Linked DNA regions of Homo sapiens: region 1 is linked to region 2. Evidence: read pairs that join two places in POLR2A ChIA-PET (ENCODE). Cell type or tissue: A673. All regions are shown on one strand.

Evidence for each region. ChIA-PET counts read pairs that join two places held together with the same protein. Peaks named below come from ENCODE experiments on the same cell type or tissue, not always from the same donor. Only the 100,000 strongest peaks of a DNase experiment are listed, where the experiment ranks them.
Region 1: POLR2A ChIA-PET joins it to region 2 with 11 read pairs; 3 of 35 experiments call an interaction of 5 or more read pairs at or near these places.

Annotation. Positions count from the first base shown.
Region 1 is chr20:46,142,614-46,150,613 of GRCh38, forward strand. No RefSeq gene overlaps it. Among named protein-coding and RNA genes, the nearest start is that of CD40, 28 kb to the left of the region's middle. In A673, no CTCF peak of the experiment used is centred here; no DNase peak of the experiment used is centred here; H3K27me3 peaks cover 382 bases.
Region 2 is chr20:45,698,782-45,706,781 of GRCh38, forward strand. WFDC10B (WAP four-disulfide core domain 10B) reads right to left here and starts at 6,238. Exons shown (of 4, transcript NM_172006.2): 1 at 6,137-6,238; 2 at 5,716-5,780. WFDC13 (WAP four-disulfide core domain 13) reads left to right here and starts at 3,257. Exons shown (of 4, transcript NM_172005.2): 1 at 3,257-3,430; 2 at 5,663-5,813; 3 at 7,082-7,146. The coding sequence starts at 3,343. The coding sequence ends at 7,124. It overlaps MIR3617 (microRNA 3617), which reads right to left and starts at 6,399; the gene lies at 6,321-6,399. In A673, no CTCF peak of the experiment used is centred here; no DNase peak of the experiment used is centred here; H3K27me3 peaks cover 1,264 bases.

The DNA.
Region 1 (8,000 bases), 440 kb after region 2:
GCCTTCCCTGAGTACTCAACAATAAAGCCACTCCAGACACCACTGCATCCCTCTCTTCTTGCTTTTTGCTGAGCATGACAGGTTTTTTTTTTTGCTTTCCTCCATATAATTACAAACTCCACATAAGAAGGAATGTTACCTGTCTTGTTCATTGCTGTATTTTCAGTGCCAAGAATGGTACCTGAATCATAGAAGATGATTATTATTTGCTGATTGAATTAATGAGTTGTATTTTTTACAGTTACCTTTGATGTATGACAGGTGTCACTTTTTTTTCCATTTTAGATGGTGACATAGGTTTCCTTTTAAGAATAAAGCAAAAAAAAATTCTGATAAGAGACTTGAATATATAAGGAACTCTTATAACTCAACAATAAAAAGACAAATACAATGAAAACATGAGCAGAGAATTTGAACAGACATTTCTCCAAAGAAGACATACAAATTGCCAATAAGCACATGAAAAGATGCTCAACATCATTAGTCATTAGGGAAACACAAATCAAAACCACAATGAGATACCATTGCATTTCAAACTACAATGTGATTATCACTTTACTAGAACGGCTAAACCTGGTGAAATTGGAATGCTTGTACATCACTGGTGGGATTGTAAAATGGTGCAGCCACTTAGGAAATAGTCCATCAGTTCCTCAAAAAGTTAAACTTGGTGTTGTCACATGACCCAGCAATTCCTTTGCTTGGTATATACCCAAGAAAAATGACAACATACGTCCATACAAATACTTGTACACAAATATCGATAGTAGCATTATTTAAAAATAGTCAAGAAGTAGAAAAAACTCAAATGTCTGTCAATGGATGAATGGCTGAACAAAATGTGGTATGTACATACAATGGAATAGCATTTGGCCATAAAAAGAGATGGAGTACTGACACAGGCTGCAACATGGGGAATCTTGAAAACCGTGTGCTAATTGAGAGAAGACATTCACGAAAGGTCACCTATTGTATGATTCCATTTATATGAAATGTCCAGAATGGACAAATCCAGAGAAAAAAAAGTCAGTGGTTTCCAGGGGCTGGGGTAGGGAAGAATGGGAAGAGGCTGATAAAAGGTACAGGATTTCTTTTTGGAGGAAATGAGAAATGTTCTGAAATTCAATAGCAGTGGTGCTTGCATGACTCTGTGAATATACTAAAAACCACTGAATTATACATTTTAAAAGGGTGAATTTGGCCGGGCTTGGTGGCTCATGCCTGTGACCCCAGCACTTTGGAAGGCTGAGGAGGGAGGGTTGTTTGAGGCCAGGAGTTTGAGACCAGCCTGGACAACATAGCAACACCTCATCTCTACAAAAAAATACAAAAATTAGCTGGGCATGCTGGCTCACACCTGTAGTTCCAGCTACTTGGAAGACTGAGGCAGGAGGATCACTTGAGCCCAGGAGGCCAAGGCTGTAGTAAGCCATGATTGTACTACTGCACTCCAGCCTGGGTGACAGAGTGAGACCCTGTCTCAATAAAAAAAGGGTGAATTTTATACTATGTGAATTATATCTCAATAAAGCTGTTATAAAAATAAAGTGAAGAAAAATGATAATTTAAAGAAAAAGGCCAACAGCCCCAGTACAGGGACACATGGATCTTTGGCAAAGTCATAGAAGACTCATGTGAATGACTGAAGTTGGTTTGTAGGCTTATAAGGATAAACTGCAGACATCCTAGTTTAACATTGAAGACCTATGCTTAACTCTAGCTTCGTGTGCTGCCCTTTTTAAAATGACTATGTTGACCTTATCCCTATTTCTGGAACACTTAGGAATCTTTCAAGCTGCTTTGTCTTTGCAAATTTTGGGCCCTCCCTGGGATGTCCCTTCTCCTTTTCTTCATCTGGTTGAACCCAAGTCAATATAGGTGGGCTTGATAGGGGATGGGGCATGTGCCAGGCACTGAGCTTGGTGCTGGTGAGACAGTGCAGAGGACTAAGACAGATATGGTCTGGGGCCTTGGCTGGCTCCCAGACAGGGTGAGGAGACAGATGAGGACCTGCCACACCCACACTGGGCTGCAGGAATGCAGTAGAAGAACCTAACACAGCCTGAGAGATCAGAGAAGGCTTCCCCAGAAAGGGACGCTTCAGCTGAGTAGTTGGCCAGGCAAAGAAGAGGGGAGGAGTGCCCCAGATGGAGGGAACAGTCTGGGCGAAAGCCTCAAGACAGCGCGCAGCAAGTTGGAGGAATCCTCAGAAGGTGGGTGTGGCTGGAACACAGCCCAGAAGGTGGTGAGTGCTGAGAAACGGTCCTAGAGAGAAAGCCGGAGCCTGGGGATCAGGGCCCTCATAGGCCATGCCAAGGAATCTGGATACTTGCAGAGCTCAGTTAGATTGCATACAACGCTAGCTGGGTGTGGTGGCGCACCCCTGTAGTCCCAGCTACTCAGGAGGCTGAGGCAGGAGAATCGCTTCAACTCCAGAGGCAGAGGTTGCAGTGAGCCGAGATTGCATCACTGCACTCCAGCCTGGGCAACAGAGTGAGACTCTGTCGCAAAAAAAAAAAAAAAAAAAAAAAAAAAAAGATTCCATACAACTCCAAATGATGGCTGTTTGACTATTTTTTCTTCACATCACGGATCACCCCTGCCGTTATACATCCATCTGTTGATTGTCTTTCCCCCTACTAGAAAGGACAAGGACTTTGTGCTGTTCACTGCTGTGTCCCCAACAGCCAGAAGAGTGCCTGGCTCACACAGACACTCAATAAATACGTATTGAATGCATGACTTTACTGGCCTGTGTCCTCTGCTTACTGAGTTATTGAAAGTCAGGGACCTGTTGGATTCATCATTGCGTCCCCAGGGCCTAGCACAGAGCTTGATGCACATGCTGTTTAATAAATATTGAAAGAATAAATGAATGGAAAAACGTCTTCCCCAATGTGTTACACACTCCCGCAGGGCCGGGACTATTTGATTTATGTATCTAGCGCCCAACACATTGCCTGGCAGAAAGCAGACCCTCAATAAAGGTTTGTTGAGCTAGACAAGAGTCTCTTCTGCATGCGGGCCCTTGTCAGGCCTGTCATGGGAGCTCAAATAAAGGCAACCAGACCCTATACTACTGGATCAGGCAGAAAGAGATACCTTGTTGGCAAAGGATCTTAGGACCCTGGAGTCATAGGCTGTGCAGGCAGGATCAGCCTGCATGTGTAGGGTGGCCAGAGAGACCAAAGAGGGCTTCCCGGGGGTCAGGAATCCTGCCTTTGTTTATGTCCCCTAGCACTGCCCTTCTCTGGCAACTGGCAGGCAGCCCCACCAATGAGGTTTGGGCACAGCTGGGGGTGGAATGGGATGGGACAGATGGTGGGAGACAAGGAAACCCCCATGTTTTCCTCCATCTGTTACATTTAATTGACTTCCCGCAGAAAGAAAAAAAAATAAACCAGTTGCAAGGATGAAATTGCTAATTAAAAGGCCCTCTGATTAGATAGACAAATATTTACCAATTATGCCTGACCCTGCCTGTCCCCTTTTACGTCTGCGAACTCCCCCATCAGCACTGTGGCCACATCATACCCAGCTGGTGGCTCTTCCACCAATCACTCTCTTGGGGCTCAGACTGGCTGCGGGTGAAATAGGGTAGAAGAAAGGTGAATACTGCAAACAGCCGTTCAACAAACGCGATGCCTGTTGCATGGTCAGGCTTAGTGCTGGGCCCCTGGAAGCCATAGCAGAATTTCCATGGACAGCCTTTCAAGTTGTGTGCTGCACAAAGGTGCACCTGCAGGAGAGTGGGGGCTCCCCCTGTCAACCTGGGACCCCTGGCACCAGGCAAGGGGGATTTTTATTTTCTTTGCGCAACGGGTCATTAGCTTGCCAAGCTGAATCCACAGGATTTTGCCTGCCCAGAGGGGGTACCTTTTTCTAATTCACACAGAATGGGCTAGTGGCAGCTCTACAGAGATGAAGATAGTTCAGTTCCTGATCCTCAAGGGCTCTAGGGATAGTGGGGGAGAAAAATATGCCTATGATGTATAAACATTCATGTGTGATTTTTTTTCTTTTTTCTTTTCTTTTTTTTTTGAGGACAGGGTCTCACTGTGTCACCCAGGCTGAGTGCAGTGGCACGATTACGACTTGCTGCAGCCTTGAGACCCCTCTCTCCCCAGCAGCCTCCTGAGGAGCTGGGATTACTGGTGTGCATCACCATGCCTGGCTAATTTTTCATTTTTTGTAGAGACAAGATCTCTCTATGTTACCCAGGCTGGTCTCGAACTCCTGGATGCAAGCAATCCTCCTGCCTCAGCCTCCCAAAGTCCTGGGATTACAAGTGTGAGCTACCATGCCTGGCTTAAACATTCATTCAATAAACATTTCTTGTTTACTGGCCACTAATGTTTGCCAAGCACTGTACTAGATTCTGGGAGAGAGAGAGATGAGTAATATATGTTTCCTGCCCTCCAGAAGCCGGGCTATTTGGGGGAGACAGAGATACTTACCTGGGTCTGCCCTTCCTTTTTCCCCTTCCCTTTTTTAATTCCAAATAATCTTCACCTGGGAGGTATGAATAACCGCTCTGGACTCTCACCATTCAAATCCTGGCTTTACCGTGTCTTGGCTGTGTGACCTTGGGCAAGTTATCTCACCTCTCTCTGCCTCAGGTTGCCTCTCTGTAAACTGGAGATAATGGTAACTGCATCCCAGGGTTATTATAATGATTAAATAAATTAGCACATGGAATTCATGCCTGACACGGAGTGCTCAGTAAAGGTTAGCTATTGTGTGACTGTTTCTTTTTTTTTTTTGAGTGCCTACTGTGTGCCAGGCCCTGAGTCCTGGGGATACAGAACTGTTACCAGTTCATTTCCTCTCCCTTCAGAGCTCACAGTGCGGAACACACAGAGAAACCCACCAACACACAGGCAGGCTCACACATACTCAGGCCTTGCTGAAAGAAAGTTGTGGTGGCAGGGTGTGGTTCTAGAATGAATGAGTCTTAGCTTGGAAGTCAGAAGATTTGGGGTTGTCTTAAGTCCAAGATAGGGAAACGGAATGATTGCCTGGTAAGGTAACGATCTCTACATCACTGGAGGTATGTAAACCAAAGTGTGAAGTTGCCAGAGAGAGGCATCTTGGCTGTGGGAGAAAAGTAGGTCAATTCTGGTACGATCGTCCCCTCCTGGGACAGTGAGACAAGCTTCCCAGGACCAGCTGGGGAGCCCTAGAGAAGCCCGGCACTGGCAATGTCCTGAGAGTCCATTCCTGGAGCCAAGGGACCCAGGCTTCCTACCGTGTATGTCCATTTCCTGGGCAAGGCACTGGATGGCAGGACTTTAAGCAGAGGCAGGAAAGGGCAACTTCCAGCCTCTTGCAGAAGGCCTGATTGCGGGGGCAGTCAGTTGGGATTGCTCAGCCCTGAAGCAGAGACTGAGAACCCCGCCTGCCTGTGTGACCACCATCCATGTCCACTCCCTCTCTGAGCTTCAGTTTCTCCACCGGTAAAATGGGAAGAGAATGGACCAGAGAGTATTTTTCTCCCATTCCCAAATTACAGAGTTTTTTTTTTTTTTTTTAAGACAGGTCTTGCTGTATCACCCAGGCTGGAGTGCAGTGGTGTGATCATAGCTCACTGCAGCCTTGACCTCCTGGACTCAGGTGATCCTCCTGCCTTAGCCTCCCTAGTAACTGGGACTATAGGCACAGGCCACCATGCCTGGCTAATTTTGTATTTTTATTTTTTGGTAGTAACAGAGTCTCCCTGTGTTGTGCAGGCTGGTCTCAAACTCCTGGCCTCAAGCGATCCTCCTGCCTGCCCTCAAGCGATCCTCCTGCCTTGGGATTACAGGTGTGAGCTGCCATGTCCAGTCCACAGACAACATGTATTGAGTGCTCACTACATGCCAAGCACTGGGCTAAGCCTGTTGCATGTAGCATCTTGTTTACATTTCACAATAATCAAGGGGGCAGGCATCTGCCTGCTTTACAGATGAGGAAACCAAGGCCCTCAGCAGTAAAGTAAATTTTCCAAGTTCACTCAGCATGGGAATGATAGACACAGGTTTGTAATCCAGGTCTTGTTGACATCGAAACCTGGGATGCTAGTAACCCTACCCTGCTGCCTGTCAGTCCTGCCAGGCTTTCCAGGACGGCCCCCACCCTGAGCCACATCCCCAGGAACACTCTGCCACTCCCTATCCCCCTCCTGGGCTCATACCATGAAAGCCCCATGCAGAGCCTGCTACTCTAGAGGGATATATATTATCTAAATTTGATAAGACAACTCAATTTCACTCCGTGTCTGTTACCGGCGATAAAACCAGGAGACTTTTATGACCCAGCATCCTCAGCAAGATTGTCAGGAACTTATTATACAAGGTCTAACTGGATTTCTCTCTGCAGATGGCTGGGAGCCATGGGCTGGAACGCAATTCGGCAACACATTTGGGGAAATAAATGCAAAATGCTTGTTCCAGAGACTTAGATAAGGCAGCAGGCCTCCAAGCTCCCCAAGAATCGGATCTGCTTTTCCTGGGCCCTGAAGGGCGATTTGGGGAGGATTTACGCTGTCGGAGGAGGAGGGAATGGCGGGCTCTTTCTCCCCTCATCCCTTGACTCTTCTTGCCCCAGGGAAGGAATGTGAGCGCACCTGAGACTTGGAGTTCAGCAACTGTAATTCCCTGAGAGGTAGCAATTCAGAGTAGACCTGGGGGTGGGAGGACAGGATGGTGGGCAGTGGTGAGACCAAGGTTATGAGGACTGTGTGCATTGAAAGAGGGGTGCAGGATGATCAAAACGATGGGGAACTGGGTCTTCACTAGCTGCTCGGGATCTGCCATAGAGTCACTCCTTACTGCCCTGAGAGGCCCGCGTCCTTCCCAAACACACCTCTAGGACTGGTGTGGCCCCCATAAACTGGGTTCCCAAACAGACCCCATTCCTTGGATGTGAGTTCACATCCAGATTCAGATGACCCCCGTACATAAGCTCACAGATACTCCAAGATTTTGAGGTTCACTGTGAGGGCGCTCCAAATTCATGGCTTACCTCAAATTCTGATCTCTCGCAGGCGTGGGCTCATAGACGGGCTTGCGGTCCATCTCAGCTTTCACAGCATCCATGCGATTTTTGCCATTGGAAGGAATGGCAACAACCACATTCACTTTTGCACCCACCTAATAGATCTGCCGAATCTTGAGGTTGGAGCTTTACAAGAGCCAGCCCCAAATTCAGGGTTCATTCTCTAGTGCAGACATCCCCCAAACCTCTGCTCACACACAGATCTGGCATAACCCCAGATTCAGTTAGCTGCCCAAGCTAGACTCCAGCCCTCTAGCTACCAGCAGCATCTGAGAGTTACCCCCTCAACAAGCTCATACCAAGCCTTGAGGATCTGGCACCTCCAGTCCCAGGCTCCGGTCCTTGTGCAGGGAAGCTGCTGCAACACCACTGATCTGGGAAGTTTGAGGTCTGCCCTTGCGCACCTGCCCTGTGACTCTAAGCTCTTTCTACGGGGCCAGGAAGGCGGCGGAGACATTTTTATCTGTCCCTGGGCTCCCCGATGCTTCAATGGACTCCAGTACCAGAAGCCCTTTTTTTTTTTGAGTCGGAGTCTCGCTCTGTTGCCCAGGCTGGAGTGCAGCGGCACAATCTTGGCCCACTGCAACCTCCGCCTCCCCGGTTGAAGCGATACCTCCTGCCTCATCCTCCTGGGAAGCTGGGATTACAGGTGCACACCACCACACCTGGCTAATTTTTCTATTTTTAGTAGAGACAGGGTTTCACCATGTTGGCCAGCTGGTCTTGAACTCCTGACCTCAGGTGATCCACCCACCTCGGCCTCCCAAAGTGCTGGGATTACAGGCTTGAGCCACTACGCCTGGCATGGGAGCTTTGTCTCATTCTTTCAGCCCTCCCTTACCTCTTCCCATGTAGAGTTCCATCCCAACTAGGTCCTTTGCCTCCAGTTTTTGGAGGGAAAGGGTAACATTTGCCAAGCATCCTCTGTTGTACCAGGGCCTGGCAAGTCTGTGCTTTCATTGAAC
Region 2 (8,000 bases):
CATGGTGAAACCCTGTCTCTACTAAAAATACAAAAATTTGTCAGGTGTGGGTGGCAGGCGCCTGTAATCCCAGCTACTCAGGAGGCTGAGGCAGGAGAATCGCTTGAACCCAGGAGGTGGAGGTTGCAGTGAGCTGAGATCACACCACTGCACTCCAGCCTGGGCGACAGAGTGAGAATCCATCTAAAAAAAAAAAAAAGAAGAAGGAGGAGAAGGAGGGGGAGGGGGAAGAAGAAGAAGAAAGAAATGCTCAACATCATTAGTTATTAGGGAAATACAAATAAAAACCATGAGATACCACTTCACATTTTTTGACTGGCTATAATTTCTAAAAAGGAAAATAATAAGTGCTGACAAGCATGTGGAGAAATTGGAACCCTCGTGCATAGCTGATAGAAGTATTAAATTGTTCAGCCGCTGTGGGAAGAGTTTGGAGTTTCCTCAAAAAAGTAAACATACAAAGTTAAACATATGACCCAGCAGTTCTACTCCCAAATATTTACCCAAATGAGTTAAAAATATATACTCAAAAAAATATTCATCTACAAATGTTCATAGCTGCATTATTTGCAATTGCCAAAGCAAGGAAACAGCTGAAATGTCCATCAACAGATGAATGGATAAACAATTGTGATATATATATATACAATGGAGTATTATTCACCCATAAAATGGAATGAAGTACTGGTGCATGCTACATAGTAAATGAACCTCAAAAACTACAGAAATAACATTTCCTACCCAATTGTTTTGGAAAAAATTCAAAAGCATGACAACACGTTCTGTTAGTGAGACTGTAGGAAACGTGCACAGTCACATTGTTGGTGGCATTACAAAAAGGTATAATCTTTATGAAGTAGAAATCGGCAATATCTAGCCAAACTATATGTGCATTTATCCTCTTTTTTCTCTTTTGAGACAAAGTCTAGCTCTGTCACCCAGGCTGGAGTGCAGTGGCTTGATCTTGGCTCACTGCAACCTCTGCCTCCCGGGTTCAAGCGATTCTTCTGCCTCAGCCTCCTGAGTAGCTGGGACTACAGGCATGTGCCACCACGCCCATCTAATTTTTGTATTTTTAGTAGAGATGGGGTTTCACCATGTTGACCAGGCTGGTCTCGAACTCCTGACATCATGATCTGCCCTCCTCAGCCTCCCAAAGTGCTGGGATTACAGGCGTGAGCCACCGCACCCAGCCGTGCATTTATCCTTTTAACCAATGATCACACTTTTAGAAATTTACTGATATTATACCTCCAACAATACAGAAAATTATGCATAATTGTTCATTGCAGCATTATTTATAATAGCAAAATCTTGGAAACTACCTAAATGCCCAAATATAGGAGACTGGCTATATGACTAAGGTGTATGTCAAATGCAGCTGTAATAGAGGAAAAATTGTTATGAACTACTGGAGAGCAGTTTTCAGGATATATTGTTAAATGAAAACAACAAGGTGCAAATGGGTATATTCGTGCAAGAAAAACAGAGTTGAGAGTTCAAGTAACTAATTATCTTAAATCAAGAATTTATAGAGAATTGATAAAGAAGGGCTGCTACTCAGCACATCCTATGAAGTCAGCATAAACTTGCTATGAAACCAAGCAAGGACAATATGAGAAAGACAAGTTACAGGCCCAGTTCATTATGAACATAGATGTAAAATACCTTAAAAATAGCAAACTAAACCAAACAATATAAAAATGATAATATTCAATGATCACCTTATATTACCATAGAAATGGCTTAATGTTTGAAAATCTGAATGTTCACTGCATTAACAGATTAAAGGATATAAAAATGTTATCATCTCAATATACATAGAAAAAAGCAATACATATAATCTGACATAAACTAATTTAAAATTTCTTGTTAGGAATGAAAGAAAAATTTCTAAACCTGATAGAGGGTACTTATGAGAAACCTAAAGTGGAGACAATTCTAAAAGGGGAAACAAGAAGTTTTCATTTTAAATCAGGTATCAGACAAAAATACACACTATCACCACTTACATATGATGTACTCAAGGGCCTAGCGAGCACAGTGAGGCATTAAAAATGGCATAAAGTTTGAAGAAGAAAACTATAACTGCTTATTTGCCTATGATAAACACTGAAGAGAACACACAAAGAAACCATAATAAACAATGGGAGAATTTAGCAAGCTAACTAGTTACAAATTTGTGGAAAGAAGAAAAGATCCAAGCTTTAAAGAGAGGAAAGCAAGTTTGAAATAGTATTTGTAGAAAGTGGGAACACTGGCTTACTGAAGAAACTTAGTAAGATTGCCAGACCCTTTTTGGTTTGGTGATGGTGCATCTATTGTGCTGTTTAGTAGCCCAGTTGAGTTATTTTCCCCCAGCAACAATTATCTGCCTAGGTTCAAGCTTCAATGAAATTGATGGTTGGATTCATTCAGGGTTGCAGTTTTTGTAGGTAGATTCAAGCAAGGAGATTTAAATGACAGGTTCTGAGTCCTACATTGATAGAAAGAAAAGTAAACGCCTATAGGGGAGGACTACGAAATAGGGAAGTGAAGAGTCAATGTTTATTGGTTTCAGTGAGGTCAAATAATTGTCATGGTGGAGATTTTTGAGCAAACTGGAAAGTTAACTTCTCTACATTAGCAGTAAACAAAAGGAATTAGTTGAAAAGTTATGATAACATTTACAATTTCCTTTTAAAAACTTCAAGCCTCAGACCAGGCGCGGTGGCTCACACCTGTAATCCTAGCACTTTGAGAGGCTGAGGAGGGCAGATCACCTGAGGTCAGGAGTTCAAGACTAGCCTGGATAACACAGTGAAACCCCATCTCTACTAAAAATACAAAAATTAGCTGGACATGGTGGTACACGCCTGTAATCCCAGCAACTCAGGAGTCTGAGACACAAGAATTGCTTGAACCTGGGAGGAAGAGGCTGCAGTGAGCAGAGATCGCACCACTGCACTCCAGCCTGGGTGACAGAGCCAGACTCCATCATCTCAAAAAAAAAAAAAAAAAATTCAATCCTCTGTGAATAAATATAACATGTACAATTTCCACAGGGGAAAATTATAAAAAAATGTTAAGGGACATGAATAAGATCTAGATACAGATGAAAGAGATAGCAAGGTCAAGATTAGGGGAATAAAGGAGGATATGAAAACACTACGTGACCCTGGAGTGGGTGTGATTGGGAGGTGCTTGGATTCCTGCCCTGCCGGTTTTGATTGGAGTACACGGTGAAAGGCTAGTCACACTGGGCCTCCACTTTGCCCTCTTTCCTTCTCTTCTCCTCACAGCAGTGCCTGGTCAAACCCAGCAACCCTTGGCCAGAACTTACTCACCCATCCCACTGACACCATGAAGCCTGTGCTGCCTCTCCAGTTCCTGGTGGTGTTCTGCCTAGCACTGCAGCTGGTGCCTGGGAGTCCCAAGCAGCGTGTTCTGAGTAGGTGCTGGATCTGGGCCCAAGGAGGGAAGTAACATGTGTGGATAGGAGAGGATCTGAGGGCTGACAGTCTGTCACACCTCTTGGAAAAATACCGTGTCATGTTCAAGGGCCCAAGCTTTATTGTTGGCAAGATCTAGGTTTGAATCCCTGCTCTGTTGCTGAGTGACCTTGGGCATAGTATCTGGGCCTCAGGTTTTTATCCTTATAATGAATACAGGAGGAGAACAGATAATGCATGCAGACATAGCTCACTCTTACTAAACCATGGTAAATGCTCAGTAATATTAAATGCTGTAAATGTGATCAGCCTCATCATCCAGCTTAGTCTTGCTGCCCGTGGCTCCTTCATGGATGCTTGGACTCACTTTTCAAGCAATAAAACAGAGAGACAACGAAGTTGGTAGAACTCAAGCTAGAATCTACATAACCTTGGCCTTGGAGGATGTTTTGGGAAGGAGGGAAAGGAAGTCTTGCCTTTTATTCCACATTTTCAAACTCCAGAGGTACTGTACAATTACCGGTAATTAGCATCAATGGGACAGTGTAGAGTCCATCTCAGCAGCCACCACTGCCCAGCTCAACTCAAAAGAGCTCTGGCTCTAGTAATGTTGACCTTAACCAATACCAAGTGGGAAAAGAACTGTTATTCATCATACATCCACTCTTCTATGGGGAAAACATCTTCAGAATACTGGCGGCTCAGAAGAGGGATAAGTGTGGTAGCTCATGTGTCTGGGGAGGCTAGGTCCTGCTTAAGAAGTTTCAGAAAAGGCATGCAGGTTTGTAGGACTAAGAGGGACTAAGCAAGCTACAAGAAAATAGGAGTGCCCAGGGTAGAGTTAATTGGAGAATCAGAATTTGAGGAAAGGCACAAAGAGGCTTTCTAAAAGACTGGTAAATGCTGTGAGTGAAGTTGGGACCAGATACCCAGAAGAGGGGTCAAGACTTGAAAAGGGTGACCTCTCTGAGATCTCTGGATCATGGTGTCTATCTCTAAACTGCTCTGTTGAGCCCCAAGCTCTTCAAAGTGTGGATTAGTTCCAATTTCTTGCAGTGCCCCAGTGAGCTATAGAATAGCTGAGAGGCCAGGGGTGAGTACTAGTTATTGGTCTCTGTTAAATTGTCAACAGCTTGAACCTCAGCTTCTTTTACCCCAATTCTGGTGCCATTTGCTACTACAGTTATAGTCATGACCTCTTTCTTCATTCATTCCTTTCAAATCATCATAATATCCTATAGATTTCCTTCTAATTGCAAATATTTGCAGAGGAATAGACCCACAATTCCTCTATTTGCAATAGAATGCCCCACTTTTGACTTTTGCCCCCAAAGAAAGGGAGAATCACAAGGTACAAAAATTAGGACCTGGAAGGGCTTGGGGAAAGGGATTAATGGGGCCCATCTTTAGAGTCCAGGAATAGAAAGGAGATTGTGGGTTGTGGACTTAGGGAAGACTCTCCCAGGGCAGGTAGGTCTTAGCTTTGAACTGAAATACTTGGGGGTAGGGGAGGAAATAGGAAGTCAACATAATGATGCTTATTCTTCTCTAACAGTAGAAAGTGGGGCATCCTGGTGCTCTGGCCTCCTGATCGAGAGACACCAAGGAAGAAAAAAGCTGAATCTTTGAACGCCATTCTGAAATCCCCACCCTTCTTACCATGAAAGAAGTCACTCCCAGAACTTACTTGTGAATTGGGTCCCAGCTCTCTGATCCAGTACCTTCAGTTTAATGCATGGTCTTCATCCTTTACCAAAACTTACCTTTCACTCATTCTTCCTGTACACAAATAACCCATGTTAGGTTAACCCCAGGGTAAACTATGTTGTTAATGAGAAGCTCTACAACTTGCTCAAGACCACACAATGAATCAGTGCAGAACGAACATACAAACCTCTTTCTTGTTCACCACATACACCATTGATACCCTTGATATGGACACAACCATAGTCAATGGGGGCTTGGCATCTGAACTACAAGGATGGTGAATGACCAATGGGTGCAGGGTTCTACCAAACTCTGTTCTTGATCAAAAAATATCCATGCCCTGCTTCCCTGCTCAGAACTCAGAGGAAGGCAGCAGCTGAGGACAAAACCTGATGCCACCACCCTGGAACCATGCAAGGCAGATGAGGGTGGCAGGTTTCCTGGCAGTTCCCTGGGCTTTCTGAGTTCTGAACATTACTCCAGCCTGTTGGTGAGGCCCTTCTCTTACTTGTTCTGTGTTCCAGAGTATATCTTGGAACCTCCACCCTGCATATCAGCACCTGAAAACTGTACTCACCTGTGTACAATGCAGGAAGATTGCGAGAAAGGATTTCAGTGCTGTTCCTCCTTCTGTGGGATAGTCTGTTCATCAGAAACATTTCAAAAGCGCAACAGGTAAGAGATATCTCATATCCAGGTCTGATCCTAGAGCTGCTGGTGGGAGCCCAGCAGAAGAGTCCCTTACCAGCAACTGTGCTGGATCTCTCCTTTTTTTTTTTTTTCCTTGGTGGCCATGTTGCCAACATGCCCCTTCTCTTGACCAAGGATAATTTCCATAAAAGTCCTGATTAGAAAAGCCCTCCTCCCCTCCCAATCACCACATCCCATCACCATATCCGTGAATTTCTGACTCTGCCTCTCTGAACACACCCACAAATGCCTTTATCCACAGACCTTCCCCCGACCCAGAATCCACCCTTATCCCAGGGACACTGTACCTGCAGGTGTAACCAAAATCCCAAAGCAAAATTTGTCCTACACTTTTGCTTGCCCTCCTTTCACAAGACACCATCCTTTGGCCACCAGTGTTCTTGGGCTCTGGAGATCCAGCCCAAAGGAAGTTTTGATTAATTGTCCAGACATTAACACTAGCCGCAAGCCTGCTAAATGGAGTGTGCTCCCAGGGCAGAGAAAGGACATAGGGTGCTGATGAGACATATGGTTTCTAATCCCATCTTGCAACTATGTCTTTCTATGACCTTGAGTAAGACAATTCCCTCTTTTTTACTTTCTTTTTCTCATGAGTAAAATAAGTACTCTTGTTTTTTCCTGCTTTGCAAGGCCCATATGAAATTTCAAAAGACTCACAGTGGAAGACTCAACCAATGAGCCCTTTGAGGGAAGCCTGGCAGTCTTGTTCCCTGCTGTATTCCCTACCATGAGCAGAATACCCAGCATGAGATAATGTGCAGAGTGATTAAGCATGGGCTCAAAGCCAAACACCTGGGCTCAAATCCTGGCTTCTTAGCTAAGTGACCTTAAGTGATCTTAGACAAGCTAATTAACCTCTCTCTGGGCATCAACTTCCTCATCCTTAAGACTGGAACAATAATAGTGAGGTTAAAATAGACAATCCATGTAAGCTTTAAAACATTACTTGCCAACATAATTGCTGTGAATTTTGGGGATTAGGCAACCACTTCTCTTTGAAGAGACTAGCCCTTGCAATTAAATTCCACATCTTTCAATGCTCTACATTGGAATGCAGAAGCATAAATATAACTCTTTGGTGTCATTGAGTTTTTTGAGGTTCTGCCTTCCCTATGGCAAGAGAAATGAGCTTCATGGTCTAATATTAATGGTGGAAGTAATTGAAAGAAAAATATATATCTCTAAAAGTAAAACTTCACTAGTTAATATTTGAAAATATTTTTCTTCTACAGAATCAAACACAAGGGCTCAGAAGTCATCATGCCTGCCAACTGAGGCATATTTCCTAGATCATTTTGTAAGTACAGGGATTTGGTCTCGCCTTCCTCATGTGAGATTCCCAGGGATGCTCACTTTCTTCCTGTAGCCTCACCAGGGGCACTACATTCCCACAAGCTCAGAATGGCCTCTCATTACCTGATTGCCTCCTCCTCCATCATTCCCCTCCAAGGGCTATCTTTGCACTCCCTGGGGGAGGCACGGTGCAGTCCAGCATGAATTCTGCAACACAGAGCAATGTAAGGAACCAAGTCATGGCCCAGGGGGAACCCAGGGCACTCAGATCTGAGGCTTTGTCAAGGAACAAGCTCTTCTAGCCTCCGGGTTGACAGCACCCTGGGCAGGGACTCAAGCTGAGCCCTTCACGCTCTGAGACTTTGGTCTGCTCACTGTACCTCTCTGAGACAGTCACCTCCCTCATGTGAAATATGAAGAAAACATCCATGCCTTGGGGTATTGGGAGGACAACACAAGGCCATGTAGATGGAAGAACTTGGTCTCTGCAAAGGTAGAAACTGCCAGCAACTCACTTACAAGGTCACTCATTCAGGTTCCAGTTTTTTCTCTGAAAAAAGAGGGAGTGGGCCGGGTATGGTGACTCACACCTGTAACCCCAGCACTTTCGGAGGCCAAGGTGGACGGATCACGAGGTCAGGAGTTCAAGACCAGCCTGACCAACAGAGTGAAACCCTGTCTCTACTAAAAATACAAAAATTAGTTGGGTGTGATGGTGCACACCTGGAATCCCAGCTACTCAGGAGGCTGAAGCAGGAGAATTGCTTGAACCCAGGAGGCAGAGGTTGCAGTGAGCCAAGAGTGCACCATTGCACTCCAGCCTGGGCGACAGAGTGAGACTCCGTCTCAAAAAAAAAA